Regions from separate parts of the Mus musculus genome. Here regions 1, 2, 3, 5, 6 and 7 are each linked to region 4. Evidence: chromatin loops called from intact Hi-C (ENCODE). Cell type or tissue: heart. All regions are shown on one strand. Each heading gives the region's core, and the rest is flanking DNA. Links, peaks and the distances in the headings are about the cores only. Region 1 overlaps Stag1 (stromal antigen 1). Region 2 overlaps Stag1 (stromal antigen 1). Region 3 holds the start of Slc35g2 (solute carrier family 35, member G2). Region 4 holds the start of Stag1 (stromal antigen 1). Region 5 holds the start of Nck1 (non-catalytic region of tyrosine kinase adaptor protein 1). Region 6 overlaps Nck1 (non-catalytic region of tyrosine kinase adaptor protein 1). Region 7 holds the start of Msl2 (MSL complex subunit 2).

Region 1 (4,000 bases), core at 1-4,000, 130 kb before region 4:
GAATGGCCATGAATTCATGAAAATCAGCCTATCTTTACTTTCCAAGAGCTGAAACTAAAGATCTGTGTCAAGACACCCATAAACAGCAAATTTTATGTTTAAGAATGTCTCAGACTGCAACATATAAGAGATGGTCACATTTTATGTATGGTCAAAACAATTTATGTAGGAAATCCAATTTTTGAACCTTAGGCCACACTGGACACTATAATCCAAAGCATACTGATTTATGTGCAAATTAAATCCAGTAATTAAGAAAATAGCTCAGCTGATAGAACGCATGCCCATCAAGCATGTAGACCTGATTTCCCCCCTGAAACACAAATGCAAACAGTTGGGGATGGTAATACACGCTTGTAATCCCAGATCTTGGGCACTAGAAAGGCAAATCACTGAGGCTAACAACTGGATTCCATGATAAGGCATCAGTAAAATCAAACACAAGATAAAAGCCAACATAATTTAAAGATTAAAAGCTTAAAATGACCAGTGGGTCAGAGAATCTCTTTTTAGCTATGCACTAGTTGTCTAATGATTCCTTTTGTAATAAATAATTTCATTTATCTTTGAATTCCTTTTATTTTATACTTGTATCTGTATAGTATTAATAACAGCTTTCTAATTTATTGTTCTTCTCTTACACCAGTAGCTGTCAAATTTCATTACATATTAGCATTATCAGGAATATGACTGGGGTATTTTACACACACATTATAAACTTTTCATGTCAATCAAAATGTCTAGAGCAGTGATTCTCAACCTTCTCAATGTTGAAACAATTTAATGCAGTTTCTAAAGTTGTGTTGACCCCCAACCATAAGACTATTTATTTGCTCCTTTAAAAACTGCAATTTTTCTAGTTATATATCATGATGTAAATATTTCATATGCAAACTCCAAATGGGTCACAGCCTGCATGTTGAAAACTACTGGTCTAAAATATCTGAGTGATACCTCAGCATTAATAATTTTTAATAATTAGGTGATACTAATGACTGCAAAGTATGGCAGCTCCATTCATAAATTCACAGATTGGATTAAAATATATGTTACTATACTAAAAATTGAAACAAACCTTTGATTTCAATCAACTGTGTTATAAAAGTATGACATTGTCAAGGCAGTCTAGAAGCTGAGGAATAAATCTATCAGCTAGCATATTAATATGGTTTTATCTTCTTTAGCCACATTTAAATTCTTGAATAAAGTAGATATAATTCTTAATGTAACAAAATTTAATCTAGTGAAATGTTTTCAAAATTGTGAAGTTTTTTAGCTTTTAAATTAAATTAGCACAAAGTCCTTATATTGCATCACAAACCCAAAAGAAATTGAGACGGTCCTTGAAATCCAAGTCACTAAACTATAGGTAGTTTGCCTCCAAACTGGCTTATTAAGTGGAAGCTTCATGGAGTTCTTGGGTCATCACTGTGAGTACACTCAAAGGGAATATAGAAGTGCCCTCTCCTGTCTTGCTCTGTGGCCACAAGTTGTTTGGCCAAAGAGTTGTTGTCTTGATAAACTGATTCAACACAAAACTAAAGTGATCAGGTCATTAGATAATTGTATAGGAACTACACAACTATCATATAAAATATAACTTTCCTCTTCATGATTTAATCAGAAATTAGTCTTAGAAATGTGAACAATGCCGTGTTTCACATAAAAAAAAAATACAGATATTCATACCAAATGGAAAAAAATAAAGTATAAACAATGTCATCTACGTTGAAACCAGTTTTTAAGAAACTGAAGATATAGAAATGCCTGAATAACAACTCAACTAATTCCTATGTAATATGACTAATCAACCTAAAAGATGGTGCCAGATGTTTCTGTAATTGAGAACATGGACTTTTGGTGTGAAGAGCAAGAAAAATGTGAATACCTGATGAACATCAATTAAGTTCTAAATATCTGACATATTTGTATTACTGTATTCAAATGGAAAATGATAATAAAAATACAATTAATCATAAAAAACCTAGAAAAGGCAATCCTGTTAATGCTTTAAAAAATTTCTTCTGAAAACAAAATTCTTCTGTAAATCAAAACAATATTAAAAGAAATAGTGGTGGATTTAATAGCATTGCATGAATTAAATTTATCATAAATACAATATAAAAATTAACTGTGTTCCTGAATCTTATAATATTGCATTTGGGACTAGGATTTTTGATTACTTTCTGAAGAATAACAATAGAAACTTGTATTCTAAATGGAAATTGGAGCTTTCAAGCAGTTATGTTCCCAGTAGAACTGTACTGGCTGGTTTTGTGTGTCAACTTGACACAAGCTGGAGTTATCACAGAGAAAGGAGCCTCTCTTGAGGAAATGTCTCCATGAAACCCAGCTGTAAGATGTTTTCTCAATTAGTGATCAAGGGTGGGTGGGCCCATTGTGGGTGATGCTATTCCTGGGCTGGTATTCCCCGGTTCTAAAAGAAAGCAAGTCAGGGGAAGCAAGCCAGTGAGTAACATCCCTGCATGGCCTCTTTCTCAGCTTCTGCTTCCTGACCTGCTTGAGTTCCAGTCCTGACTTCCTTTGGTGATGAACAGCAGTGTGGAAGTGGAAGATGAATAAACCCTTTCCTCCCCAACTTGCTTCTTCGTCATAAGGTTTTGTGCAAGAATAGACACACTAAGACAAGAACCATACACACAAGTGTGTGGGAGTCTACAAAGTACAGAGAGGCTGTACCACCTAGCTTTGGTAAATTCTTGATTAAATACAGTTAAGCAAAATTTTCTTCATTAGAAATACTAACAAACTTAGAAAACGTGTTTTAATAATCTGTAAGATAGGTCTATAAACAACACTGCTCAAATTATCCAACCTCCAAATCATTTTTCCCCTAAGGCATTTAATGAAAGTAGTATTTCAACGTTGGAAACAAATAAAGAATTGGAGATTGCCAGGATTAATGCATTATGCCAACTTTAACTCATGCCATTATGAACTAAATATCTGAAACAATGAACATATTTAATTATGATTTAAAAGATATGGAATCAATTAGTACAGGTATTGGGATGTTATATATACCTCATCAAATTCTTCAGTCATTTTTCTGATTATTTCTGCGTTCTGCATATTTCGAAACATCTCTATTCTGACCGTACCTGTGGAAAAACAGATTTTACAGTTAGTCTTTACCATATACTAAGCATTAAACCTAACCATATCACTGTTTAAAAGTTATGTAAAACTAGTTAGGTTTCCTGTTCATCTCAAATTTCTCCATTGATACTTTTTAAAAAGAATTATTTTATGTATATGGGTGTTTTGTATATATGTATGTTTCTGGCATCATATGTGTACATGGTGCCTGCAGATACCAAAACAAGTATTGGATACCTTTGGACAAGAATTATAGATTATTATACACTACCACGTGGACACTGGAAGCCAAACACAGAAATTCTGGAAGAGCAGCCAATGTTATTAACCACTAAGCCATTTTCTACCCCCTCAAATTCATTTTTATACCATCTACTTTAAAGGAATGTTTTATTTAGAAAGATAACACCTTTCATTGAAATGTTTTTCTAAAAGCCAAGTTTTTAAGTTCTTTAGTGATGAAAGAAAAAGTTAACTTTTTACTTTGCTAGTTCTTTTGTACTTCTTGATGGCTTAATTTTATCCAAACATGGTTATATAATTTATTAATGTACTGACATGCAATTTTTTGTTAATTTTGAAAAATGTGTACTTTGAAAAAAATCAACATAATTTAGGCTGGGTTACACTGACCAAGGATAGAACATTTACTTAGCACAGCATACATATGGCCATGGTACATTCCCCAGTATGACATCCAACTCCCTTCCTCTCAAGAAAAAAGAAAAGTAATTTAGGCAAAGGGAATAGTGATAAAATTCTTCTTTAGTATGCATGAAGAACCCTCAGTTTGAGCTCTAGCACTGCATCAACTAGGTACAGTAGTACATGCCTATAATCCTAGCATTTAGGAAGCAAGCTAAGAGATGACAAGTTCAAG
Region 2 (4,000 bases), core at 1-4,000, 270 kb before region 4:
CAGCACTAAGTACAGACACGTTCTTCCATACTCAGTCTTTTAGGTGGTTACAGGGGATCTGAACTTGTGTTTTTGATGGCACAAGAAACATACTACTTTAGTGGCTGAACTATCTCCCCAGTCCGTAAATATTCCTAAAATAGTCTTTGGTCATTGACAAGCTCATAAAAAAATTCCCTTTTACACTGTAACAATTACTTAGGATAGCTCTTTTCACTCTTCACTTATTCTTACTTAGTTCAGGAAATAATATTTCAGTAAGTTAGAGGGTTAAACAGCATCCCATCAGTTGATAGACTAATGAAGCAGAGGAACTCTTAAATTACCCTTCATGGGAGACACTCTACCAGAAAGCAAGAACTAGAGGTCCAGGATTAGGGTTGCAGACACAGTACACTCTGCCTCCCGACCCCTGCAACCCCAAAGTATATGATCTTAATAAAATGCCAAAACCATGAACCACGAGGTTTTACTTTTCTATATTGAAAATGTTTATTTCTGGTTATCAGATAATTTGAAGATATTGGAATTGTATAAAAACTTTAAGCTCAGAATTTGTTATGAACAGTTATATCCAGGTTACTTTCCTTTTCCTTCCCTGTTTAATTTTTTTATTTTGGGAAAGGGTTTCACTGCTATATAGCCTAGGTTGGCCTTGAACTTAGCTTTTCTGAAGGCTAAGTGCTGGAATTGAAGCAAAGTATCAATGGATATAAGACTTGGATCTTTCTTGCCTCTCTTTTCTAGACTAATCATATAATTATTTGTGACTGGACATGGAAAGAACATGAATATTAAACTCTGGTAGTCAAGGAATGACCAAAGGTAAACTTTCAACTAATAGGATAGATTATAAAGTCAGAATTTTCAAAAGCAAAAAGATTGAAATAAAGATTCTAAAAGTAAAATAAATTGTTTATAGTGAAACTTTGTTCCTTTAGGGATAGTTTTTTATCTCTTAATCCTTGCCCCATTTCTCTTGCGTCAGAGTAACTGAAGGTGGAGAGATGCTAGTTATTCTTGTTACTATAGGAATTCTGTGCAAGAATTCAAGTAAGCTATTTCTTCTTCATAGCTACAAAGAAGGAACAGGGGGAACAACAACAACAAGAAAATAAAGAGCCTGCCTTCTTAAAAAAAAAAAAAACAAAACATTTAACTTATTCCGAGGGATGTAATTTGTGGAAAGAAGTACAAGGTTGAAAAGACATGGCCACTCTAGCAGACTTTGCCCTACCCCTCTTTTCTTTGGTCTGTTTAAATATTAAGGTGGAAGATGAAGAGGAGATACTATAGTCATAAATGTAAAGAAAAAACACATTTTAAATCAAGTACCTCGTTAATAATTCAATTTATAGTAATATAAGTAATGTTGGCTTTGACTTAAAGAATTGGGATTAGGGCCAGAGTCCAGTAGTAAAGATTGGACTACAAAGTTATCTAGAGAAACAGGCAGGGTGAGGTAGGATAGCATATTTGTAAGACTATAGAAAACAGAACATGACGGTGTCATATCATAGTACGTTTGGAAGGCAGAAACAGCCAGATCTTTGTGTGTTTAAGGCCAGCCTGGCATGCATAATGAATTCTAGGGTGTCTGCAGCCACACAGAACCTACTTCAAAATAAATAAATAAAAATAGTTTAAAAAGGCATCCATAAGCCGGGCGGTGGTGGCGCACGCCTTTAATCCCAGCACTCCGGAGGCAGAGGCAGAGGCAGGCAGATTTCTGAGTTCAAGGTCAGCCTGGTCTACAGAGTGAGTTCCAGGACAGCCAGAGCTACACAGAGAAACCCTGTCTTGAAAAACCAAAAACCAAAACCAAAACCAAAAAAGTATCCATAAATAAATAAATAATTAAATAGATAGATAAAGGAAGGATGAAAGAGAAAGAAAGAAAAAAAAAACCCCACAGACCACTCAAGTGGAAAAAAAATGGAAATTCTTTATCCTCAGGATGAAAAAGGCAACTCTTTAAGTTCCAACTCTTATTTAGAAGCTTTCTAGCGCTTTTGTACAGGTTCAAAGAGCTAACATAAGAATGATGTTTCTTGTTCAGCAAAGACAGTGAAAGCTGATTGTAGAAACCATCACTAGGGGGCACTGGAGCAAAGAATACCGAACAAGACTTGTGAGCTTGTCAAACAGCTTCAACTCTCAGGCTGACACCCAAGCACACCTATATTTTACAAAAAGGTCTAAAACTGTTTTGCCACAATCTGTTCAAATACTTGACTACAAAAGGTCTATCATCAAATTAAATTATAACTTGATTTAAACTTCAAATATAATTATCATTTAGAATCTCCTGAATAACAGTGTTCTTGACAGGTCAGAAGAAAATCAAATTCAAGAAAAATTTCTCTGTAAAGAAGCAAACTTACATTATATTCTGTAAGCATATTATAATTGTTGACTCAACAATCCTCTTCTAGGTTCATAACAATACATGGAACAATGAACAACACAGAACAAGGTCTTATATGAGAATGGCCATTGTAGTATTAATTCCATAGCACCAAAAAAAAAAAAAAGTTCAAAACTATTCAATTTCAAAAGCATTCGAAATATTCAAGGAGGTAATAAATTCTATGTAACTACAAAATAGACTACTATGCAATTATTAAAAATATCCTTGGGGAGATGGAGAAATGGCTAGGTGTTAAAAGCATGCACTGCTCTTACAGAGGACCTGGGTTTGGTTCGCAGCACTCACATGGTGGGTCATTATCATATATAAATCCAGTTCCAGGTACCTGGTGCCCCTTCAGAAACATAGTGCACATACATACACGTAGGCAAAACATTCAAACACAGAAAATGAAAATAAGCCTTAAAATATTCTTGGGAGATTGTAGATGGTGGATAACAGTCTTCAGAAAATAAGCTAATGAAGGCAGCCATGAGAAAAGCAATGGGTACTTTAAACATCTGGTAGAAGAGCCACACCTAGAACAGCAGTAGTCAAAGTGGGACCAGGGAAAAACCCTCCTTTTCTTAGCACCCCACAGGTATTCAGCACTGACAACCAACTGAGCAGATGCAATAAAATTTAAACATTTTAACAAAATTAAACAAAACTTCTGCTGTCATAGAGTACATCAGACCAAGTACAAGGGGTTTGTACGCTAGAACCCGACAGAAAAAACAAACCACTGGGTTACACTGGAAAAGGAATGATGCAACAGATCTAAGTTCAAGAAGCTGAACACTCAATGGGAACTAGAGTGGCATCAGAATTGTCAGAGATTCCAGGCAAGAACTGCATTGGGGTGTAGAAGGAGCCTTGCAGGTCTGACCAGATCAGAGACTCCCCCTTTAGAAACAACTGCAAGGGTAATAGGAACAACCAAAGGCAAGGCATTGGAGAGAGCGGGGACCACCCATGGAAGAGGACAGCCGAGCAGTAGGAGGAAACTCGATAGTCTAAACAAGAGCCAACAACTAGGCAGTTTTTAATATCCCAAATCTCCACCCAGCTTTCTGCTCTATATTTATCCCATCTGTATTTAATAGGCACAGTCATTTTAGCAGGCCATCTTGGTCCTGGTCTCTTCTTGCCCTACATTTCATTTCCCCCTAAATCCTTCCTTACAGTTGTTACTTTTTTCTTCCCTTCTTTTTGCTTTCTCCTTGCCCAAAGAAAATAGTCTCATATGGTTTACAAGAACCACTAGCCTGAGACACTGGAAACAAGTCTGATTCACATAATCTGTCAGCTCATTTTTATTTCTTCATTTACTTTTAGGCAAAGCTCCTTCATCGCCCTGACTTCTTTTGCCCATACAAGTTCCACTTCCTATTCACGTTTTCTTCCCCTGCTTTCATCACCCCATACTAATCATTAATCATAGTTGTTTTCTTATTTTGTTCTCCTCCACTTATACCCTATAATAACTAATATGCCACTACATATAGTCTTTATCAATATTTCATTATTACTGAAATAACTAACATGTAAAGGATAACTGTTGGACTTAATTATTCTATCTCCAAAATG
Region 3 (4,637 bases), core at 397-4,396, 74 kb after region 4:
TTGCCATGTTCTGCCAGGACTGTTCCTACTCCAACTGGGCTGGTCCTCTCAATCCACCTACCCCATGGGGGCTTCCTCCTCTCTCCTTTTGGTCTTTGCCTCAGACCCCAAGCCAGGGAACCGAAGCCCTGCCAACCTCTCTTCTGCCCAGCTACAGGCTATAGGCATCTTTATTCAACCAATAGTTTCAAATTAAGGAACAAGGTTTGCACAACAAAAGCTGGTATGGTATGTGTGTGCATATGTATGTATGTATGTGTGTGTATTTGTATGTAAATGTGTGTATGTGTGTGTTTGTATTTGTATGCATATGTGTGTATATGTGTACATATGTGTGTATGTGTTTCCCGTGTGTCTCATATACTCACACCATCCATAAGCTAGAAGACAGTTGACTTCATCCATTAAGGTGTGTGTTTGTGTATGTGCTTGTGAGTATGTGTGTATATGTGTGTTTGTGTGTGTGCGTGTGAGTATGTGTATATGTGTGTGTATGTTTGTGTTTGTATATGTATGTGATATGTAAAAGAACCCTCTGGGAGCCATCCAGGATTGAAGGAGGAGGACAGCTAGTGGTCAGGTGTGCAAACACAAAACTCTACCAGAGGATTTGGGTTCTGACTTTGAGATGAAGACGTGGATAACAGTAACTCTGTTTCCCATGTGTCTCTCACTTGCCCACACTATCCAAAAGCTAGAAGACACTTGGCTTCATCCATCAAGGTGAGTCCTGAGTCAGAGCAGGACAGAAAGGGATCTAAACAGACTATGAAAAATCTGGCAGAAGACACTTGTCTTTCCATAGTTAGCACCATAATTCAGGCCTGATTGTTTCTTACCTAATCTACAGTCATGGTCTTCCAGCCTGTCTCCTGGACTCTCATTGCCTTGGTGACTTGGTTTGTTTTTAAGAGTGTGTTCATTTAGCTTTGGGGATTGGGGTATACAAACATTTGCATTGTCAAGACTTCTCCCATCTTGCAAAACCTGGGTAAAACGGTCAGGACTCAGGGATATCCCAAGATTATTCTGTCCCAAGGTTTATCGATACTGTCACCACTTCAAATATCAAGAAATAATTTTTAGTTCTTACAACCAGATAGAAATGAATGGAGAATGCTTCCTCATCTCTTCCCAGAGGACCTAGTCACCCTGGCTGGCAGTCGATTGCTTCTAAGAGCCCCCCCCACCCCCCCCAACCCCGCCTGCCCCCACTCTCCGCCCCAGGGCGTTGGCAGCTTCCATTGCCTGGGACGCTCACGCCTCTCGGGGAGGGCCAGTCCCCAGGTCTAAGCAAACATCCTGGTGGTCTCCTGCCGTCTTCCACTCCCGCAGCGCCTGCGGTGGGGGGTTGGGGCAGCGGAGAGCGCAGGCGCAGTGCCCGCGTCTGGCGCCCCTCTCCTTGCTGGCCGCCCCTGGCAGTCCAGGCTGCAGTGGTCCCCGCCGAGCGCGCGGCGGCCTCAGCTGGCTAGGGAGGCCAGACCAGGAGCGCGGGAGTCCGCTAGTGCCCCCGGCGCACCGGCCTAGCCGCGACTTCCAGGTAACTGAGCCGGTGGCGGGTGGGCAGCAGCGGGCGGTGCGGGACTCAGCCGTCTGGCCCCGTCGGGAAGAGGGAGCGCACCGAGCCCCACGTCGGTGGCAAGTGACCCGTAGGGCGCCTCGTTTGGGGTAAGGTAGGCTCCCGTCAAGCGCCCCGCCTACTTGATAGACCTCGGTGGAGCGCGCGTCTCTGCAGGACGCCAGAAAAGCCATCCAGTGCCCACTTCTCCCCGTTGCTGTCCTGGAGAACAGGAACAGCGGGGTGATAGTCAGCACCATCCTCGGGCCTGACACAGTTGCTTGTGTGGGCCCAACCCCAGTCGCATGATGAAGGTCAGGGCTTGTCCCTTCTTTGGCCCCGGAGCCCACACAAGCTCGGCGAGTGCTTGTGGCGTCATAGGAGTGATTGCGAATGCAACTTTCGAAAAATTACTGGGTGGTTTTAGGAGTCTGACAAAGATTTTGGATTTGCCATCACTTTCCTGTCTTGTGTCTTTTGAGTCTTGAACTCCAGATTAGATGGGTTGAGATTTTCCTGTTTCTTGACTCGATAGGGAGGAAGGACCAGAGTGTGGAGGTGGAGGCTCTGGCAAGTCAGTTTCATCTCATCTATCCACGTAGAACAAAATGCGGATTTTCTTGACGGAATTGGTTCTAGGTTTAGAATTTTACGCAGTGTGTGACCGTTTAGCTCATGGGGGAAGACGGGTCGCGGGAACTGGCAGGAAGAACACTCACTCTTCCTGGGGCAGCTGGGGGCGCTGCGCAGATCCACGTCACTACCCAGGCTGTCACCAGGCTCTGGTAGGAGCAGGAGCAACTTCCCGTCCCGAGGATTGAGGAGCTCCTAGACAGTCTCACACCAGGCCGGGAGGGTGAGGGGGCAGGCGCGGAGTGGGCCAAGTCTGCGGGCTCTTTTCGGGAAATGGCTTTGAGCAGAGTTGACTGTGTCCGTGGTGCTGAAGCTCCTCGTGCCCAGGTCTACGACTTCCTGGGCCTATGCCAGCCATATTTTCCTATTTTGCACCTTTGCCAAAAAATAACTCATGGCCAAAGCAAGCGGCCAGGCCGGAGCCGGCTAGACACTGAAACTCTTCACAGATGGGTTGAGCGTGGTCTCCTGAGGGAAACACTGCAGGGAAATGTGGTTCAACTTGGAAGAAGAGATAAAACCCAGCTTGCTTGATTTCCTAAAAGTACACACTGTGAGCAAGCACACCGGCCCTAATGTATGTGCATGCATGTGAAGGATATATGTATGAGTATATACCTACAAACATAATGCTCATCTCTTTTCAAAGCTATCATGTACCACAAGCCACACATTTCCCAGAACCTTTTGTGACTTATCTTTTTTTATTTATTTTTTGACTCCTCTTGAGTTTCTGGACTCTACAGCACAATTAATTTTCATAATCATCTGTTCCAACGTTCCAGAGAATGCTGTATTAGAGGGACTGGGAGTGTAGCTCTGTGGTAGAGCATCCACTCAGCGTTCAAGAGACCTTATGTGGGCTTCTCACTGACACAATCAATCAATCAATCAATCAATCAAACAATCAATCGACTGAAAGACAAAAGAAAGCATGCTTATTTAAAGAAATTTAGGTAATCAAGAAATACAAAAATTCTTTTGTGTGAGCACACATGTACTTTTAGATGGACCATTCTTCTGTCTGTTCTGTTTTTGGTAATCTTGTAATTATTGAACACTTATCTTCAACATTTTGTTAGAATAGACTAGTGGTTCTCAACCTGTGGGTTGCAACTCCTTTGGGGTAGTCACACATCAGATATCCTGCATATCAGATATTTACATTAAGATTCATGACCAGTAGCAAAGTTACAGTTATGAAATAGCAATGAAATAACTTTATGGCTTAGGGTCACCTCAGCATTAGGAAGGCTGAGAACCCTGTTAAAGACAGTTCTGCGGACAGCTTTTATGTTTGTTCACAGTTTTGGGACAGAGTCTCACTGATTCCCACACTGGCCTCAAATGCAAAGTTGTCCTGCCATAGCCTTCAAAGTGTTGGGATTGCATGGGATTATGGATATGTGCTACCAAGCCCAGCAAATGCTCTATGTTTTTTCTTTTAGACAGATTCTTTTAGACTTCCCCAGTTGGCCTAAAAATTGGTATGTAGACAAAGATGACCTTGAATTCCTGATCCTCTTACCCTCATCACCCAGAAGGTGAGATTGCAAGCATGCACTACCATGGCGGGCCTAATGCCTGGCCTAAGTATCTTAAGAACACAGCTAGAGATGTTGGCAGATAAGAGTGCTTGCCCTTCTTGCAGAGGACCTATATTTGATTCTCAGTCGCTAGATTGCAGCTTACAAGTCCCTGTAGGTTCGATTGCAGGGGATCTATGCTCTCTTCTGTCCTCAGAGGGCACCTGGTATGGACCAGGTGCACATACATCTATACGGGCAAACATCTTTACATATAAAATAAAAATAAATAAAGAACTCTAAGGGAAAAAAGATATGGTAAACATCTATTTTCTCAAAGATTTAAATGCATTAGATTAGACGGATGATAATGCATTAGGACTGACTAGAGGCACAATGTACAGCAATTTCTGCGTTTATTCATGTGACTGAAACGTCAATGCAGATAGACTAGTAACTCCCTAATTCTCCTTGCTCCCCAGCCCCTGGTAACATCTGTTCCCATCTTGTCTATGACTTTGCCCATCTCATGTACTCCACATAAGTGGGACCACACAGTGTTTGTGGTTGGTTTCTTTACTCAGCATAGTATCTCGTTTGTATTTTTCATAGGACAGAATTGCTTTCTTCTTAAAGGCTGAATGTTGTTTCTTTGTATTTATAGATGCTCCATTTTAAAAAGCTATTCATGTAATGATGGACACTTAAATTGCTCCGTGTGAATATAACCTCTTTGCACAAACACACACTTGTTTAATTACAATCTTTTTTGTTTTGTTTTGTTTTCTGATAGTGTTTCTCTAAGTAACTTTGGCCATGCTGGAACTCACACTGTGGACTAGGGTGGCCTTGAGCTCAGATATTCTCCTGCCTCTGCCTCCTTAGTGCTGGGATTAAAAATGTGTCACCACACCCATCTT
Region 4 (4,637 bases), core at 255-4,254:
TAAGACCATATGTCAAAAATAAATAAATATAATAATAATTACAGATTTTGGCCAAAAGCTAACAAAGACACATAAGTCTCCCATAGCACTGAGATTATTAAGATATATCTATCCATCTATAATCAAGCAAGGAAAACAGATTATAACTAGAAATTTTTAAGTTTTAGCTAAAAAAGGTTTTCAATGTGTAAAAGAACCATTGGCTTACCTCAACTTTAGAAATGAGGAAGGTAAGATTTAAATAGTTAAAAAGTAAAACCAAGACCTCAAACCTAGGAGATGTCTCAAAGTTCAGTTCAAGGTTCTCACTCGTCCCTGCAACACAGCTTGAGTTTTTAAAAGAACCTTTCAAAGCCAAGAGTGGCAGTAATCCCAGCATTTGAAAGTATGAAACAGAAGAATCGCTATAAATTCAAGGCCATCTTGAACTACATACCAAGATCCTTTCTGAAGAAAAAAACAAAACAAAACACAAAAGAGCCATTCAGTAATTGGCTGGCCTGGCACCCACCTATAATCTCAGATCTCCATAAGCTGAAGAAAAGAACTGCCACCTTAGACTGTGTACATAGTGATTTCAAGGCCAGCCTGGGCTACACAACGAGATCATGTTGGTTGTGGAGGGGACAAGCACACAGTGATTGTATTAATCTCTTCAGAAACGACAATACTAGACCTCTATTTGTTTTGTTTTAAAGGCAGTATCTCATAAAACGTCCATGCTAATTTCAACGTATGATTCCCCTTGCCTCTGCCTTCTCAGTAAACAGAATTACAAGCATAGAACAATATGCAGAACTCCAAAGCACAGTTATAAAATGCAAAGAAAAAAAAAAAAAAAACACCTGTGGGGTTTCTCTTAGAAGTTTATTCGGGTAAAAAAAAAAAGTGTTACATTCCCCATAATTAAAAACAATGAAATATCATTCCTTGTTCTTTCAGTATTTCTAATTGTTAGCCTCGATTTATATACATTATAAGACCATCACCCATCATACAAGAACTCCCACTGTTCTGTACATTTCCATAAGAGCTTCACCATCAGAATTTGCTATCTATATATGAAAAAAAAAAAAAACCCACTGGGAAACCTAAAGGTAAAGTTACAAATTCCATTAAGTTACACATCGTACAACTTTATGCGGATTTTGGTACTTTCACAAACACTACTTTTGCTAGATGTAAAATATAGCTGTCTCTAAGCACAACCAGAAGAGAATAAACATGCCCCTCATGTTAACACCAACTTCAACAGCAAATAACTCGCTACCACAAACTGCACTATTTGGGGTCTATAGGGCTCCAAAACCACCCCAGAGCTTAACACTCCCAGGACACGACTGTCTGCAATGTGGAAAGAATCAGTAACAATCCTAACGTAGACAGAAGCGGGTGACGTGACAATCCGAAAACCAGAAAATGTTGTGGTCCCTACTACACACAAACAGCACTCGGTTCGGACCCCTCCAAGTCCAGCTCCCAGCACTCGGGTTTCCCAGCTCTTCATCCCGCCCCCCACCTTCAGGGAAGAGGAAAAACAACTTTTATTGGCCTCATCTCCCGGGGGATTGGGAAACTAGCGGGGCAGTGCTCCGGCCTGGACACGTTTCACCCGGAGCTCGGACGGCGGATAGCGGGAAAGCCAGGACTGCGACGTCCCGTCGGCCCAGGTCCTCAGCCCTACCCCACCCCAGCAAAGCAGGGGCCTGGGACAGCAGTCTGGGCTGAGCGACCCCCAGGACCCTCGACAGAAGCGAGCTCCTTGTCATGTGACGCCGCCGCCGCCAAAGCACCGCAGAAACGCAGGGCGGCGGAAGGCGTTCGCGCCAGCCCGCCTAGGCTGGCCCGGGCGCGGGCGAGTCCCGAGAGCCCGGGCGGGGGGGCGGAGGGCGGGCTTGGCGGCGGGCCCGAGCGCGCCACAAAGGCTTCCGCGCTACCGCCGCGGAGCCCGGGCGGGCGGGGGCACCGTTTTCGCGGCCCGCGGGGAGGGGTGGAGGGAAGCGGAGCGCCCGCCGCGCCCACAGCGGGTCCCGGACGCTCGGCCGCCCGCCTGCAGCCGCCGCGCCGCGCCGCGCACAGGCCCGCGCGGCCTCCCTCCCCCGCGCGGGGCCCGCGCCGGCCCGCCCGCCCGCCCGCCGCTCGCCGCTCGCGCTCCCAAGCTCTCGCCCGGCCTCCATCTTGGATCGGCGCTTCCAGCCCCCGCGCCGCTGCCGCCGCCGCCGCCGCATTTCCCCCTTTCCCGCCCCCCGCCGCCGCCGCCGCCGCCCGCGCTCACCTCAGCTGCCCATCCGGGCGCTGTCGGCCGTCGACCTAGTTTCCCCCCAAAAGTCTCCGGTGTGTTATTCCCGAGGTGGGGGGGTGGTTACGGGGTGGTCGCCGGGGGTTCGGGAGCGGGGGCCGCGCCTTCAACGGAGCTGCAATCCTAACCCGCCATCTGGTGGCATTTTCCACACGCCAATGGCGCCGCTGCAGACTCGGGTCCCGACCGCCCTCTGCTGGCCGCGCTGCTCACTGCTCCGCTGACAGGACGGGCCTGCCCGGAAAGGGGAGGGAGCTGAGGCGCGAGCAGGGGCCCTCGGACGGGGCCGCGCGCCATCGCTCGCCTCCGGGGGGCGCGCACGCGCAGCAGCGGCGCGGGAAACGTGGCCTTTTGCGTGGCTGCACCGCCCCCCTCTGCGAGGCTCCTGCTCCGCTCGGCCAATGGCGAGCCGCGGAGACGTCTGGACGAGGGCGCTGTGGACAGCTCCTGGGCCGCCCCAGGCGAGCGGAAGGACGGACTCCGCGGCGCCTGCGCGACCCGCTCGCTGGGTTGCCGCCCGCCATTTTTAGAGCTTCTCCAAGAGCCTGGAAGAAGTCCGCCCCCGGCTCTTCCGCCGAGGCCCCTCCCCGGCGGGGGCCGCGCTCCGCTCCCGCCCTGAGGCTGCCAGCCGCCCACACCCGCCCGTTATCGGGGTGAGCCGTGCCAACGCGCCCCCGAGCCCTGCTCCCTCCCCGGTTAGCGGGAGTCTCCAAGCTAGAATTGAACGCGCGGTTTATTATTATTGATGAGGCGCTTTTTCAGAACGAGGTTGAAAAGGTTTCGAGCACTGGGACGAACCCCCTGCCTGCCGCGGAGCTAAAAGGAAACAGTGACCGCTCCAGGCCGATTGGCGTCGTCCTGCCTCTGTAAAGCAGGTTCTCGCCGAGGTGCAAGCTTTGCATAAGGCGGCAGCATTGGCTAGTTAGTGAGAAAGGAGAAGCTACACGGTGAAGATAGACTCTGCGAGCAATCAGATTCTCCCACAGCCTAGGACTGCTTTCTGTGGTTCTCAAATGGACGTGCGAATAATGGAGCCTAGCCGAAAGGGAAATAGCCAGGCGTAGATCTTGACCCCTTCCTTCCCTGCTGCTCTCTACCTAAGCTGTCCTTGACCAAGGCTCTCCTAACCTTCCGCCTGCTTATTAACTCCGCACTACAAAAGTGAATTCTTGGTCTTGTAGGTCATCAGCCTCATTGCTGACTCAATTTTTTTTTATTGGCAGAGGCAGCTGCATTTTCAATATCTCCTTAGAAACGTTAAACTTGTTTATAGTCTTGAGGGCTGGCTAGCTAGCTAGTACCTCAATTGTCTCTGGAATGTATCCCAAAGGTTGCAAAGTGCGTTCCACATCACTGGAGGAACTTTGGTATGAATTCGTGACAGTCCTTTCAGCAAAGTATCTCGTTTACTAGCCTCTGATTGACTTCCTATTGTGTTCTCTGCAGAGCCTGTTTTTAGCTTGCCTTGTTAAAAGACGGTGCGGGCTCCAAGCCATAGTCATATGTAATTTAATCTATCGAATGTGTGGGACTCTGATAAAGAGCTGATATTCTATCAACATGTTTGTAGTCGTGATCTCAAAAAAATCTCACCTAGTTTAACCATCCCCCATTCCCTTCTCTCCCCAGTCCAGCCCTGCCTGAATGCCATTGCCTTTTTTTTTTCTAGAATAGCTTCAGTATTTTATCTTCTAGGTGCTTTCTGTTTTGTTTTGTTTTTTGTTTTGTTTTTTTTTTTTAGTTTCCATTTATCTTTAAAAACAATCAAGGCTGTTAACTCCCTCAACTTGCTGTACTATCACAATGTTCCTTACCCAGGCACATGTCTGAAGAGAATCACTGTGGGTGCTCTAGCCACAGCCTTGGGAGGCTAAGGCAGAAGGATTTGGAGAGAGACAATGAGACTTATCCAAGGAGAATGAGGGGACCAGGGGCAGTCATGTCCTTCACCAGGCCCCACCCACCCTTGAAAACATTTTAAGCTGCCTTTGAATCTGTACCTACATTGTTCCCTAGTCTTCTGATTGAGTTGCTAGCTCTGGGTTTTGTTTTGTTTTGATTTTTGTGTTTTAGATCCTACAGTCCAACCCTGAGTTCTCTGCTCCTTTTCTGCGTTGTTGCTCTTTAAAAGTCCCCAAATTACTTGTCGGTTCCCAGTTGTTCCTGAAGGAAGATACCGTACTTCCAGCTACTTTTCAGGTAGCTCCATCCAGCTCAACACTTAAAAATAATTCCTCTCTTACCCTAATATCTTAATAACTCTGTAATTTTAGCAGGTTTGGGGACTGCACTGTGACCTGTGAACCTAGACGGTTCTGAACAGGAATGTAACTTCAGG
Region 5 (4,637 bases), core at 277-4,276, 98 kb after region 4:
ATTTTAGCACCTTCCATACAAGGTAGACTCTTTCCTATAACAGCATAACTATACTAAATCCAGAAGTTAAGTTTATTTAGTAGGGCCCACTAATGTTTACACTTCAATATCAAGTCTGTGATAACTTCTTGATAGCAGATAGGTAGGATTTTCTTCCTCCTAAACATTACTGTATGATAGGGACACTAAACTAGGTCATTCTAACTATATAAGCTGTCAATAGCTTACTGGGAAAGGTCTTAAGATATGGAGGATTCTTATTTCCTTTATTACCCCAAATATCCTCCTTTGGAGTTAATGGGGGTCAGCTGCCTGTATGTTTTTGCTTTTGAGATAGCATCTCTCTATGTAGCCTTGACTGTCCTAGGATTTGCTACATAAACCAGGGTGGCCTTGAACTTGCAGAACTTGAACCTGTCTCTGCATATATATATATATATATATATATTTGTCTTTTTGTTTTTTGAGACAGGGTTTCTCTGGGTAGCCCTGGCTGTCCTGGAACTCACACTCAATCTGTAGACCAGGCTGGCCTCGATCCACCTGCTTCTGCATGCATCACCCCCTTCTCTTCGGTATGTATGTTTTTAAATATATAATTTGCATTACTTACTTTTGATACTAACAATAGGCAGAGTATCCTTTCCCCAGTTTTATGTTCTACTTTTCTCAACTAAACTCAGGATTAAAAGGGGCTACAGGTAACTTGTATTTTACCTAGGGCAGGCCACCCATGTATTTATTAACATGCAATTAAGTTAAAAGCAGAAAACAACTTTTTAGGATTTACAGGTAGGGCTTGTAGTATAGCTAAAGGAAGGGGCTGAGATTCAGTGATTAAGAGCGCTGGTCTTCCAAGGGGCCTGAGTTTGATTCCCAGCACCCACAGGGTGGTTCAAAACCATCTGTAACTCCAGTTCCAGAAGATCCTATACCCTCATTTGACCTCCATGGGCAGCAAAATTATACACAAGTATAACACAAGTACACCAAACACTCGAACACACAAAGAATAAAAATGAATTTTTAAAAGATGAAAGGAAGCTGTATTAATTCCTCGATTGTTGAGGATGATGTGCTAGGCACGAGGTGGGCGTGGGTGAAACAGTTCTTTTAATAGACTTTGCAATCTAGGTATATGGGTGCAGCTACGCTGGAGGCAAAAACTCGTGTTTCCATAAAATTACCTAACCTAGAATGTTTCTTTTAGGTGCCACACCCACACTAAGCAACAAAGGTGATTGGGAAATAGTGAGGCAGGTTATGAGTCGCTGTAAGGCAAGTTAGGAAGGAGAGCCGATTTATTGATGCCTTCCTTGGCAGGTGGCTGGGACTGTGCCACTGCCATACTCACCCCTAGGGCAGAAGTAACTGTCCTTTTCACAGGACTGGAAGCCGGGAATGAAGGCTACCCACGCGCCAGGGCACTCGGAAGTTGCTCGCAAAGCTTATTTTGGTTGTGGTTTTCATTAACAAACATCTTACATTTTTCCCCCGAGGCTTCATTTTCTTTGTCGCTCCCTGTCCCTAAGATCTGCAGCTGGTCGGCCCTTTCAGATGCAGGCACCAGAGTAGTCTGGGTTGAACTCGGGACCGCTGTTCGACATTAATGAGCGATTTAAAATGAATGACAGGTTTTAGTAGCAGTGGGAGAGGCGGAAAGTAAGCAGCCACCGAGGAGGCTAGGGGAGAACAGGGCGGTGGGGCCCGGCGCTCCTCACCTTCTGTCCAAAGGCCGCGCAGTCTCAGCTCAGGGACCACTCAGGGCCCGCGCTTGATTGACAAGCCCGCTCGCCCAATCCCGGAGCGGCGCATTCCGCTGAAGCGTCAGGGGCGGGCGCAGGAGGCGATGGAGCCTATTAGATTGGGCGTGGAGCGGGTTTCCTGCCCGCAACGGTCCGCCCACCGGTTGCGCGCGCCCCGCCCCTCTCCGAGAGCTACGCGGCGGCGCAGCACAGGCCTCGTGCGGTAACGGCATCCGGGCAGCCGCGGTGGCGTCCCGGTGCGGTCCTCAGGTGACTGGAGCCGAGGGCTCGGCGGAGGGAAGGTGAGACGGCCTCGCTCGCGTGCGGACACACGCACAGTCCTTTCGGTCTCCCGGTCGGTCCGCTCTGCCTGCTAGTCTCTAGTCGCTTCCTCTTTCCCCGGCGAAGTTGGCCCGGGGGCGCCGTCTGCTGGCGGCGGAGCGGAGCGGAGGGGGCGGGGAGGCCGCTCGGCGGAGCTCGGGTGTCCGCGGTGCAGCCCGGTGACCCCGCGGCCTCTGGCCTGAGCTGCGAGCGCCGGTCGGGGAGGCGGGCAGGCAAGTGTGCGGCGCGCTGCCTCGGCGGTTCTCCGCAGAAAGCCCTGTCGGCGGTCTGTGTCGGTGTCCGAGGCCGGGACGGTAGGCTGGCAGGAAGGGCGCTCTCACCTCCAGCCGCCAGCCTGAGGAAGCCGAGAGGGGGGACATCCTCGGGGCGCGCCCTCCCCTCCCCCTCCCGTTCCGGAGCAGGAGAGATGTGGGTGTCCGGGGGCTGTTGAGGTGGGGTTGGTCCAGGAAAAGCAGTCCTCTGGGTTGGTTTCGTACTGTTGTCGTACGGGTTTCCGTGCTAGGTCGGTTCAGTGTTAACAGCTGGGTTGGAAGGAAGCTGGTTTTTTGTTCAGGGTTGAGGACCGTAACATGACCGGTTAACGTCGAGCCGAGCTGAAGTCACCCGAAGAAAAATACTGCCCTTAGTTAGGAAAGAATTCACAGGAGTTAGGAAAGAACGAGATGAAGAAAACTTCCTGACCCCATCTTGGGTGGGGAGCAGTGAGAATCCAGGGTTCGGCCAAAAAAACGGGTCAAGTTTTGCAAGAAGCGTTCCATTTTCAAAAGCTTTGGTAGCTTGATGATGATCAATCAGCCTTAACGGTTTCTTAAGCACCTGGAAATCAATTGTGTGCTTTCAGCCTTTAGCGACGTCACAACATGAACAGAGAAATAGTCCAAGGAGAAAGTTTTGATTGATCATTTTCAGTCTTGTTTTTAAATAGATATTCTCTTCACATCGTGATAGTTAAGTCAAAGCGTATGCGTTGGTTGATTAGTACTTTTTTTTCATCGTGGCCACATGTGGTGCTTTCTCTGGGAAAACTTCTGTAGGAATTGGCTAGAGTAACTAAAGCGTACATTGTGTTGATGTCTCCGCTGTATGTATGAGCATTATGTTTGAAAAGATTTGCCTCCCCAGCAAGCATTTTAAATTGTTTAGGTTTCCAAGCCCAACAGATCCGTGTATTAATAAGTCGACACGTTAATGTATTGCCTTATTAAACATTGAGTGATAGTTTATGCTGCTGATTTTCTAATTTGAGAACTTCGTTCTAGAGTTCAAGGCTTGTTGTGATTATTATTGTAAATAAATTCCTTCTCAGGAGAACTTGAAAAAAAATGAATTAACTCTGGCAATGTGGAAGAATGGATGCTTTCAATGCCAGAAAATCAAATGATTATTTCACTGTTAAGTAAAATTGGAGGAAACGTGAACTGAGCATTTAACAAATCCAACAGTTTGACGACAATTTGACAGGCCTGCCTGATTCTCACTTTAACCTATCAAGGAAATAGAACTTCAAAGTCTTCCCTTCACAACTGATGCCCCACGCCTCCAAGCTGTCTTTCATTAGCGATACATTAGTAGCATGCTTTCAGGAACCCAGACATAAACCTTAACATTGTACTGTTTTTTTGTAGTTGTTTTCTTTAAAAAAAAAATCTTACCTTTGTATTCTTATATATTGTTTTTCAGTTTCTGAACTACTCAGTAACTCTAACTGGATTTTCTGCCTGGAGGATCTCAAATGTGTTCTGCCTGTGCTGATCTTAAAATAATACTTTGAACATATTTTTCACTGTTTAGACACTAGTAATATCTTTCCTCTAGATTCCAGTCTTTTAAGGGTTTATTTTTATTTTATGTGTTTTGTAGTGTTTTGTACGACATGTGCTGTGGACTCTGGGGACAGAACAGAGATCCTCTGCAAGAGCTCTTAACCACTGAGCCATCTGTCCTAATACAGAAACATTCTCTGCAAACTACTAACTTTGCAAAGGAAAAGTTCGCTAAGCTTTCCTTCTTCCTTAATTTCCTTCCTCCCTTCCCCGCCCTCTCTTCTCTTTCCCTCTCCTGTCTCTTTTGCCTTCCCTCAGTTTTGGGGTGAGACCAATGGCTTCTCATAAACCTTTGAGGTGTATCATCAGTCTAAAGTTCTATTTTTTAAAAAAGTGATTGGTTATTATATTTTCTACACCCAGAGTCAGGACAGCTTGTGAGGGGTCAGTTCTCTGTCCCCCACAGAGGTCCCATGAAGTGAACTCAGGTTTTTAGGCTTGGCTGTAGGTACCTTTAACTACAGAGGCATCTTGACACCCATCCAGAGTTACATTGTTTTACATATTGTTAAACATTTTTAAAAAGTGTGTGCTTGTATGTATGTTGAGGGCATGATATGTGCACAAGAGGCAGGTGCCTGAAAAGGGAGGCCAGGAGAAAGTGTCAGATACTTACAGGGGGTCACAAGCCTCCTGTTGTAGGGAATCAGCCTTGGATCTTTTGCAAGAACCATACTTGAATTTAACTGGAGACATCTTTCCAGTCCCTAGAAATTTAATTGTGATT
Region 6 (4,637 bases), core at 337-4,336, 120 kb after region 4:
ATTGGAGGTAGGAATATCAGTAGTTCAAAGCCAAGATCATCCTCACCTATATAGTGAGTTTTAAGGCCAGCCTGGGCTACATGTGATTACAACTGACCAAACAATAAGAAAATAAAACCAAACCAAACTCAACAAAACAACTTGATTTAATCCTCTATTTCTGATGTGCTTCTAATTTTTGTTTTGTAAGTAGTAGAGTGTTTCATTAGTTAGAATATTTAGCAATATAAACTATATGATGTTGTGGCTTAAAATGTTGATTACAGTAATCTTGTAAATTTCCTTCTCTTTATGCCTGCTGTAGCATATCAAAGTTATTGTTGATTTTTCTCCTTTCATAGTTCACTGAGAGATTGTAACCCATCTAAACTTCCTGACTTAGTTACTTGGGTACTGTTACTTAGCTGATTCTTATCAGAAACAGGAAATTGTCAAGTGATGAGTTAAAGCACAGCAGACTGTATGTGTAACTAGCATGGTAGATTTCCCTGTAGATGTCCCCCCCCCCCTTCCTCCGCCACTAGTTGTTTTCAGACAGGAACATCTAACTTGCCAAAAAAGGGTCCCATTGCTCATGACCTATGCCAATGGCAAACATTCTCCTTCCTCAGCGTTTCCTGGTTAGATGGTTTGATAGCCTTTCTTTGAGACAGGGTCTCATTGAGTAGCCCTGGCTGTCCTGGGACTTTCTATATAGACCAGGTTGGTCTTGAATTCAGAGATCTGCCTGTGTCTCTTTTGAGTACTGGGGTTAAGGGCATTTGAGATCACAAGTGACTGTCTTGACAAACTTAATATTAGGTGTTCTTAATTAATTTATAGAAATAGGTGAAGTATAGATATTTTGGTCTGGTGTACTCATTGATTTAGATTTGTAGTTGACTAAGGGATCTATAAAGACAAGGCAATTTTATAATAGTAGGATGCTAGTTTCTCTTTTACTATGAATATTTAGTTGTCTCCAAATTTGATGGCTGTCACAAAAAGTATGAACAGTTGGAAGGTATATAAAATTTAGTGAGTATTGAATAACAATATAAGATTATGTATGTGGGAGACTGATTCTGTGTTTTAAGTCATCTTGGTAGCTGTTTGGTTCCATACTTAGTTGATTTACATACAGTAAAGCCCTTTTTGGTGTAACTAAGTATTAAAATACAAGCCAGTCAAAGAGACAGGCATAATTATATTGGAAAGAATAGGGGTCTAATTAAAAGAAAATCTCTCCTCAAAGTGCTTGTAGCAGTCCAGTGTTAAACGGGAAAAGAAACACAGGCAAGGACTGGGGGTTTTCATTGAGGCAATCCAGGCCCTCTATGCTTCAGACCATTCATTATCTGAGGTACAGACAGATAAAGCTATGTGGTTGCTTTTGCTTTAAAATGTTTATTTAACCTGTTGTTGAGTTCCAAGGTAAGTAAATTTGTGAGTGAGTGTGTTTGTGTGTGTGCTCCTCAGAAGCTGTCCTGAGGAGTTTATGACAGCACCTTTTACCAATCTGGAATGCACTAATTGCACTAGGCTGGCTGACCCTGGAGATCTGCCTTTGTCTCTGCCTTCCCAGAGCTGGGATTACAAGTACACCACCATTTCCATTTCTGCTTTTTCTTTTTACATGGGTTCTGTGGTTTGAACTCAGGTCCTCATGTCTGCAGGAGGCAAACTATGTTTAGAGCTCTCTCCCTCTCCACTACTATTCCATTTCTATGAGAATTGGCCCTATCATCTCCCCACCCCCTCATCCCAGATCCCTCTTAGAGCACTGTATTATCTAGTTAGCTGTTTATTGCTGTGTTTGTACATAGATTCAGTTAAGGACACTTGGAAGCATGTAATTAAAAAGGAGCATGCTGATGTCCTGGAAAGGAATTCCAGTAGCAGAACACAGGAAGGCACCAACATTGGGACACAGCTAATAGCGCCACCTGGTGGAAGTATAGGTGAATGTTTAAGAACTCCTTTCACGTGAATTTTCCTAGTTTTTGTTTTCTCTTGGGAGTGCTGAGAGTTCAGTTCAATTTTGACTTTACTTCCCTCTTGCCAGTCATCCTGTGCTTTGATCCCTCTTAGTGAGATAGGCATGTTCCTGTAGATAATCTTAACTCATGTTGTGTGGGGATGTGATATGGACAGTAGTATGTGTTTAAAAAAAAAAGCAAATTTTAGCTAAATTTGATAGATGAGGTTTAGAAAACTTAGGCTAAGTTTAAGCAAAAGGGTGTTGAACAGAGGGTGTAGCCAGGTGTGCATGCCTTTAATCCCAGCACTTGGGAGACAGAGACAGAAAGCACTCTGGAAATTCAAGGCAAACCTGGTCAGCGAAGCAAGAACTACATAATAGAGAAACCCTGCCTCAGAACAAAACAACAAATAATAGGCCATAGTTACAAGTTAATATTGAGAGTGCTGGAGAGATGGTTCAGAGGTTAAGAACACTGCCCTTCCAGTCTGAGTTCAATTCCTGGCAACCACATGGTGGCTCACAACCATCTGTAATGGGATCCGATGCCCTCTTGTGGTGTGTTTGAAGACAGCAACAGTGTACTCACATAAAATAAATAAATCCTTTTTTAAAAATAAGTTTAGTTCTGTCAGAACATTTAAGAGAATTTGTTTAGAGTCCTTTTTTATGTAAACCAATGAATTACCGTTGTGGGGGAAAGCATATCTTTTTTTTTTTTTTTGAAGGTAGTTCTTTCTTTCTTTTTTTTTTTTTTTATTACGTATTTTCTTCAATTACATTTCCAATGCTATCCCAAAAGTCCCCCACCCTCTCCCCACCCATTCCCATTTTTTGGCCCTGGCGTTCCCCTGTACTGGGGCATATAAAGTTTGCCTGACCAATGGGCCTCTCTTTCCAGTGATGGCCAACTAGGTCATCTTTTGATACATATGCAGCTAGAGTCAAGAGCTCTGGGGTACTGGTTAGTTCATAATGTTGTTCCACCGATAGGGTTGCAGATCTCTTTAGCTCCTTGGATACTTTCTCTAGCTCCTCCATTGGGGGCCGTGTGATCCATCCAATAGTTGACTGTGAGCATCCACTTCTGTGTTTGCTAGGCCCCGGCCTAGTCTCACAAGGGACAGCTATATCACCGTCCTTGCAACAAAGGCTTGCTAGTGTATGCAATGGTGTCATCGTTTGGAGGCTAATTATGGGATGGATCCCTGGATATGGCAGTCTCTAGATGGACCATCCTTTTGTCTCAGCTCCAAACTTTGTCTCTGTAACTCCTTCCATGGGTGATTGTTTCCAATTCTAAGAATGAGCAAAGTGTCCACACTTTGGTCTCTCGTTCTTCTTCAGTTTCATATGTTTTGCATATTGCACCTTATATCTCGCTATACTAAGTTTCTGGGTTAATATCCACTTATCAGTGAGTACATTTCATTTGAGTTCTTTTGTGATTGGGTTACCTCACTCAGGATGATGCCCTCCAGGTCCAACCATTTGGCTAGGAATTTCGTAAATTCATTCTTTTTAATAGCTGAGTAGTACTCCATTGTGTAAATGTACCACATTTTTTGTATCCATTCCTCTTTTGAGGGACATCTGGGTTCTTTCCAGCTTCTGGCTATTATAAATAAGGCTGCTATGAACATAGTGGAGCATGTGACCTTCTTACCGGTTGGGACATCTTCTGGATATATGCCCAGGAGAGGTATTGCAGGATCCTCCGGTAGTACTATGTCCAATTTTCTGAGGAACCGCCAGACTGATTTCCAGAGTGGTTGTACAAGCTTGCAATCCCACCAACAATGGAGTAGTGTTCCTCTTTCTCCACATCCTCGCCAGCATCTGCTGTCACCTGAATTTTTGATCTTAGCCATTCTGACTGGTGTGAGATGGAATCTCAGGGTTGTTTTGATTTGCATTTCTCTGATGATTAAGGATGTTGAACATTTTTTCAGGTGTTTCTCAGCCTTTCGGTATTCCTCAGGTGAGAATTCTTTGTTCAGTTCTGAGCCCCATTTTTTAATGGGGTTATTTGATTTTCTGGAGTCCACCCTCTTGAGTTCTTTATATATATTGGATATTAGTCCCCTATCTGATTTAAGATAGGTAAAGATCCTTTCCCAATCTGTTGGTGGTCTTTTTGTCGTATTGACGGTGTCTTTTGCCTTGCAGAAGCTTTGCAGTTTCATGAGGTCCCATTTCTCAAGCCATTGCTGTTCTATTCAGGAATTTTTTCCCTGTGCCTATATCTTCGAGACTTTTCTCCACTTTCTCCTCTATAAGTTTCAGTGTCTCTGGTTTTATGTGAAGTTCCTTGATCCACTTAGATTTGACCTTAGTACAAGGAGATAAGTATGGATCGATTCGCATTCTTCTACATGATAACAACCAGTTGTGCCAGCACCAATTGTTGAAAATGCTGTCTTTCTTCCAATGGATGGTTTTAGCTCCCTTGTCAAAGATCAAGTGACCATAGGTGTGTGGGTTCATTTCTGGGTCTTCAATTCTATTCCATTGGTCTACTTGTCTGCCACTATACCAGTACCATGCAGTTTTTATAACAATTGCTCTGTAGTAAAGCTTTAGGTCAGGCATGGTGATTCCACCAGAGGTACTTTTATCCTTGAGAAGAGTTTTTGCTATCCTAGGTTTTTTGTTATTCCAGATGAATTTGCAGATT
Region 7 (4,628 bases), core at 1-4,000, 430 kb before region 4:
TAGAAAACAAGCAGGGAAAGGGGAACAATAAAGAAGCGTCTCACCGCAAACACAGCACGAGAGGGACTGTCGGAAGTAAGGCAAGAGCCTGTTAATCTCTGTAAACGCCTTGGGGTCTCCGGGGTCGTAGTTGAGCACTAGGCGGCTCGCGGAAATGTAGAGAGCAGTAGCATTCACCGGGTTCATTGCAGACACTTCGACACCAATGGCTCCCGGTTGAAAAGAAATTCCGGATCCAAGTTTGTAAGCAGCCAGGGAACAATGGCGAATTTAAAACAATTCGGAAGAAATCTGAGCAGAACCCCTGGCCAAAGCAGCAACCAAAATCCGTGCAAGTTTGTGAAGCTGAAGCAATCCTCCCACACATGGGGGCCTCGGCGCCCCTCCTCTGTCCCTGAGACTTGCAGACCAAAGAGAGACAAGCGAAATCAGCGATCGAGTTCGTCCGACACGGCCGCGGCTGGGTGCTCCGGACGGGCTCCGGGTTCGCTCTAGCCCCGCGGCTCGGCGGGCGGCCTGCGCTCGAGCAGCATGTCCGGCCGCGGAGGCACCTCCGGGTGGAGCTGGCGCGCACGGGAGCGGGCCCGGTGGGGTCCAAGCGGTCCACACGTTTCTCTTCCGACGGCGGGGCCCTTACTCCATCGCAGCGACGTCGCGGAGGCAGCGGGACGGTGGGGACTACGGCGCAGGCGTCGGATTCCCGGGTCTAGTGCCAGCAGCCGCGGCGGCGGAGGTTGCTGTTGCTGCTGTGGCTGCTACTGCTGCTGCTGCTACTGCGGCGGGAGCGCGCCGCTGCCGTTCTCGCCATGCCGGACGCGGGGCCCACGCTGCGCCTGGCGCGGCAGGCGGGCGGGAGGGAGGCCCCCGCCCGAAAGGGAGGCCCGGGAGGAAGTGCGCGCGGGGCCCGGCGGCGGGAGGGGGCGGGGAGCAGGCCCGGCAGGCAGGCAGGCAGGCAGGCAGGCAGGCGGCGACGGCGGCGCCCCTCCGCTTCTCAGCCGCACACTTGGGGTCACCAGCGCAAGCGCCGCCCCCTCACAGCCCGGCCATCTTTTCGGCACGGCACGGACGACTCCTCCAAGCGCGACTGCCACGGTGCTGCGCCGCCGCCGCCGCCGCCGCCGCCGCCGCCTGCCTGCCCAGCCGCGGTTTAAGCGAGCTCACCCCGCCAGGCCGCCGCCGCCGCCACCCAGCGCGCACGACCAGGCCCGCTGCAGGCCCCTCCCTCGCGCCTGGCCGCCCTCACGCTTCTTCTCGCGCCGCTCTAGCTCCGTTGGGCCGGGGCTACTCCGGCCGCAGTAGATGGTGCGGCGCCTCAGGCCCGGCCGGTAACGACGACCGTTACCCCAACGGGCAAAGACACTGTCATCCCCGAGCCTCCCCCGCCGCCGTCGTCGCTAGCCCTTGTACGCATGCGCACAGCGCGCTCTCACCCCCCCTCCCCACCCCCACCCCCCGCCCTTCCTCTCCCTCCGCTTCCCTTTTCCCCTGCTTCTCCTCTAAAAGCCCCCTCCACACCCTCCCCGCGCTGCCGGCTTCACTGCGCATGCACAAACCCCCCCAACACACCCACCCCGACCCTACCGCCTTTCGCCCTTACGCGTGCGCTTTGACCGCCCACCCAGAAAACCGGATAAACACATTAGCCCGCTCACGCCAGCCCCGCCCTGCCCCGCCGCCAGCACACCCCGAGCTCACTGCGCATGTCTGGCTCGCCACTTACGGTTCCGTGCACGGAGCATGCTCGGTTTCGAGCCGGACGCGCTCTCCGCCCCTCCCCCACGTGCTCTCCAATCCGGTCTCCCAGGCGTGTGGGTTGTGGTGAATTGGGGTAGCGGGCACGGTCTCCCCTCGCGTGGGCTGCCCGCGTCGCGCCGTGGGGCGGAGGTGGGGGGAGGGTGTTCGGGGACCGGAGTTGACCCCAGTGGGAGGATGGCAGCCCAGCCCCGGCCTCGCCGGCCTCCTCCCGGAACCTAGCGCGTGGCGGGCCGTGGACTAGGCGCTGGCCCACAAGTTTGAAAGCCACTCCTCTAGGTCCCCAGCGAGCCTGCCCTTGTGCGTGGACACAGCCCGCGATGTATGCTCTGGTTCTGTAGAGTCCGAAAGTGTCTGAGTCCTTCGTTGTTCTGCATTAAAACACACACACGCACACACAAAGCTTTTGCCTTTTTTGCAGAAGGCTGAGGACACTTGGATATAAATAAAGCCTAACAGCGTGATTCTCCCCTCTCAAAATACAAACCCGTTTTTGGGTAGCACAAATAGAAACTGCTCTTCCGACATGATATTTTTTGCACATACTAACGCTGTACACGTTCACAAAGTGAAGCTTATGAGGTGTGCAAACCTTTTACATATGTGTGCTTATGGTATACCAAAATGCTAATTTTAGGGACTGGCCCATAAGTTATCAAGGAAACACAAACAATCTTACGACTTGAAGACAGATTCTGTTTTTTTGTTTTTCTTTTAGTAAAGCCTAACATACAGTACCAGTAAGAATCCAACTTCTTAATTTTATATATCAGCAGAGTAAGCTGTGGAGGATGTATTTAGTAGTCACACGTGGGAAACGATATGTATTCTAAAATTAGCTCATTTTAAAGGCTCCATCTGCCATTTTCTCTTTATGATAGCTATTTTCTAAGGTCACTTCCAAACAAAACCGTTATACAGATCTATTTTTATTCCAGGTTCCTCTTAGGTCTTCTTCCACTGCACGCAGGTTGCTCTCCTCCAAAGGAGAAACTTGAAGGATAAAAGCCCAGGACTGCTTACATCCAGGCAGGCAGCATAGATGAGTCGTCACCCTGGGAAACAGACTACTTGCAGGCATTTTTTTCCCCCTGTAACTAGATTTTTAAAATCTTTGGGAGTTGCACACCCCAATTTAAGATTAATTCTATTGATGGTCTGTGTGAGTCAGAGTTAAATCCATTCTTTTTTCAGCTTCTGAATTGGTTGCAACTGGTAATAGATTATGGCACTAACGAGCACATCAACTTGAACTGTACCCCTTTCTTTTATTAGCCTGCTTGAGCCTCGCTTGAACAGGAATCAAATGGATTGTTTATAGAAAATGAATTGCTTAACCTAAATATTTAGGGGGAAAATCACATAAAGGTCAAGCCCATTAAGAGTGCCCACCTAGCCGGGCGTGGTGGCACACACCTTTAATCCCAGCACTTGGGAGGCCGAAGCAGGCAGATTTCTGAGTTTGAGGCCAGCCTGGTCTACAGAGTGAGTTCCAGGACAGGCTATACAGAGAAACCCTGTCTCGGAAAAAAAAAAAAAAAGAGTGCCCACCTAAGATCTTTTTATATATTAGCCATTTTAGGGGGAAATCCGGTTAATGTCTTGCAAGTGATTACTTGACAGCCAATGTATACAGCCTGGGTGTAAAACTGCCAGTTATCTGAATAAATGCTCTATTTTACAATAAGTAGTTTGTGATTTACAACATTATTTCAGAGAAGGTTGTATATTCTACACTATAATTAGCATCATATATCTATCTATGTGGTATATTTCTCACATTTAATGAATCACTATGATAGCAATAACTAAAACCCATATTTTTGCCTGAGTTACTTTCACACAGCTGTGACCACAGTTCCAAAAAGAAACAAGATTTATTTCACTCATGGTTTCAGAGGGTTTCAGTTCATCTTAGTGGGGGAGACGGGGTCCCCACATGCAGGCTGTTCATACCACATAAGCCAGGAAACAGGGCTTCAGGAACAAGGGACGGAGTCTAACATCCAAAAATTTACATTGAATGCCCTGCTTCTACCAGCTAGGTCTCAGTTCCTTAATGACCCCCAAAATGGGCAGACCATCTGGGAAACAAGTATTCAAAACATGAGCCCAGAAAGGTGTTTCTGATTCATATTCACATCGACATTCACATTTAAATTTCTTCTAAGACCCTCTTTCTGTTCCAGGAGACCACATTAATTTAGACACACTGTCTCCTTGGCTTCCTCTTGGCATCCAAGTAGATTTTCATCTTCTCCGACAATCTTCAGTGCAGGCTGTTTAGTATTCACTGTTTATCTGAAATTGAGATTCAACAGCATTCTGCATTTTATCTGGCAACCTAAGGTATGTTGACTTTTTTTGATGACTGGGTCTAATTTGGTAACCCGGGCTGACCTCAAATCCTGGGTCCTCCTCAGGCTCTGAATATTGGTATTACAGGCATGCAGAGACTCCAGGGTCAGCATTCTAATAGTCCTGCTAATGGGGTTATAAATTGATACAATATTTCTTAAGGTCAACTGGCAATATTCATAGCTTATAAAGATGGAAAAGCCCCTCTTTCGAGTCTTGGCTCCAAGATGACCAAAAAAAAAAAAAAAAAGAAAAAGAAAGAAGAAACAATGGTTGTGCCAAAAAGGGCCGTGGCATGTGCAGCCAATTTGCTGCACGAACTGCGTGCCCAAGGATAAGGCCATTAAGAAGTTTGTCATTCGGAACATTGTAGAAGACACTGCTGTCAGAGACCTATCTGAAGCAAATGTCTTCGATGCCTATGTACTTCCCAAACCCTACATCAAGCTGCATTATTTCGTGAGCTACGCCATCCCTAGCAAGGTCGTCAGGAATCAATCCCGTGAAGCCGGGAAGGA

Evidence for each region. Hi-C counts contacts between places; a loop is a spot of excess contacts. Peaks named below come from ENCODE experiments on the same cell type or tissue, not always from the same donor. Only the 100,000 strongest peaks of a DNase experiment are listed, where the experiment ranks them.
Region 1: a loop joins it to region 4, with 2.5 times the contacts of the local background. A loop is called at or near these places in 9 of 42 quality-filtered maps.
Region 2: a loop joins it to region 4, with 8 times the contacts of the local background. A loop is called at or near these places in 23 of 42 quality-filtered maps.
Region 3: a loop joins it to region 4, with 3 times the contacts of the local background. A loop is called at or near these places in 8 of 42 quality-filtered maps.
Region 5: a loop joins it to region 4, with 8 times the contacts of the local background. A loop is called at or near these places in 24 of 42 quality-filtered maps.
Region 6: a loop joins it to region 4, with 11 times the contacts of the local background. A loop is called at or near these places in 13 of 42 quality-filtered maps.
Region 7: a loop joins it to region 4, with 9 times the contacts of the local background. A loop is called at or near these places in 15 of 42 quality-filtered maps.

What each region holds. Positions count from the first base shown.
Region 1 is chr9:100,775,878-100,779,877 of GRCm38, reverse strand. Stag1 (stromal antigen 1) reads right to left here. Exons shown (of 34, transcript NM_009282.4): 6 at 3,046-3,122. Among named protein-coding and RNA genes, the nearest start is that of Stag1, 130 kb to the right of the region's middle. In heart, for the core only: no CTCF peak of the experiment used is centred there; a DNase peak (open chromatin) is centred at 2,437.
Region 2 is chr9:100,915,410-100,919,409 of GRCm38, reverse strand. The region is part of intron 22 of Stag1 (stromal antigen 1); the gene reads right to left. Among named protein-coding and RNA genes, the nearest start is that of Pccb, 120 kb to the left of the region's middle. In heart, for the core only: a CTCF peak has its summit at 2,088 (motif pointing right); no DNase peak of the experiment used is centred there.
Region 3 is chr9:100,567,851-100,572,487 of GRCm38, reverse strand. It overlaps Slc35g2 (solute carrier family 35, member G2), which reads left to right and starts at 1,403. Exons shown (of 2, transcript NM_001101483.1): 1 at 1,403-1,540. In heart, for the core only: a CTCF peak has its summit at 2,278 (motif pointing right); DNase peaks (open chromatin) are centred at 1,387, 1,577 and 2,317; H3K4me3 peaks cover 1,832 bases; H3K27ac peaks cover 1,520 bases.
Region 4 is chr9:100,641,435-100,646,071 of GRCm38, reverse strand. It overlaps Stag1 (stromal antigen 1), which reads right to left and starts at 2,624. Exons shown (of 34, transcript NM_009282.4): 1 at 2,276-2,624. In heart, for the core only: CTCF peaks have their summits at 2,501 (motif pointing left) and 3,183; DNase peaks (open chromatin) are centred at 1,741 and 2,651; H3K4me3 peaks cover 3,780 bases; H3K27ac peaks cover 3,267 bases.
Region 5 is chr9:100,543,405-100,548,041 of GRCm38, reverse strand. It overlaps Nck1 (non-catalytic region of tyrosine kinase adaptor protein 1), which reads left to right and starts at 1,908. Exons shown (of 4, transcript NM_010878.3): 1 at 1,908-2,047. Gm46139 reads right to left here. Exons shown (of 2, transcript XM_017313741.1): 2 at 1-2,585. The coding sequence ends at 1,938. In heart, for the core only: CTCF peaks have their summits at 1,965 and 2,175 (motif pointing left); DNase peaks (open chromatin) are centred at 1,831 and 2,441; H3K4me3 peaks cover 2,917 bases; H3K27ac peaks cover 2,361 bases.
Region 6 is chr9:100,518,053-100,522,689 of GRCm38, reverse strand. All of the region lies in intron 1 of Nck1 (non-catalytic region of tyrosine kinase adaptor protein 1), which reads left to right. Among named protein-coding and RNA genes, the nearest start is that of Gm46139, 20 kb to the left of the region's middle. In heart, for the core only: CTCF peaks have their summits at 1,925 (motif pointing left) and 2,528 (motif pointing left); no DNase peak of the experiment used is centred there.
Region 7 is chr9:101,070,837-101,075,464 of GRCm38, reverse strand. It overlaps Msl2 (MSL complex subunit 2), which reads right to left and starts at 703. Exons shown (of 2, transcript NM_001100451.2): 1 at 45-703. The coding sequence starts at 186. It also overlaps the pseudogene Gm46140. In heart, for the core only: no CTCF peak of the experiment used is centred there; DNase peaks (open chromatin) are centred at 64, 874 and 1,734; H3K4me3 peaks cover 2,743 bases; H3K27ac peaks cover 2,896 bases.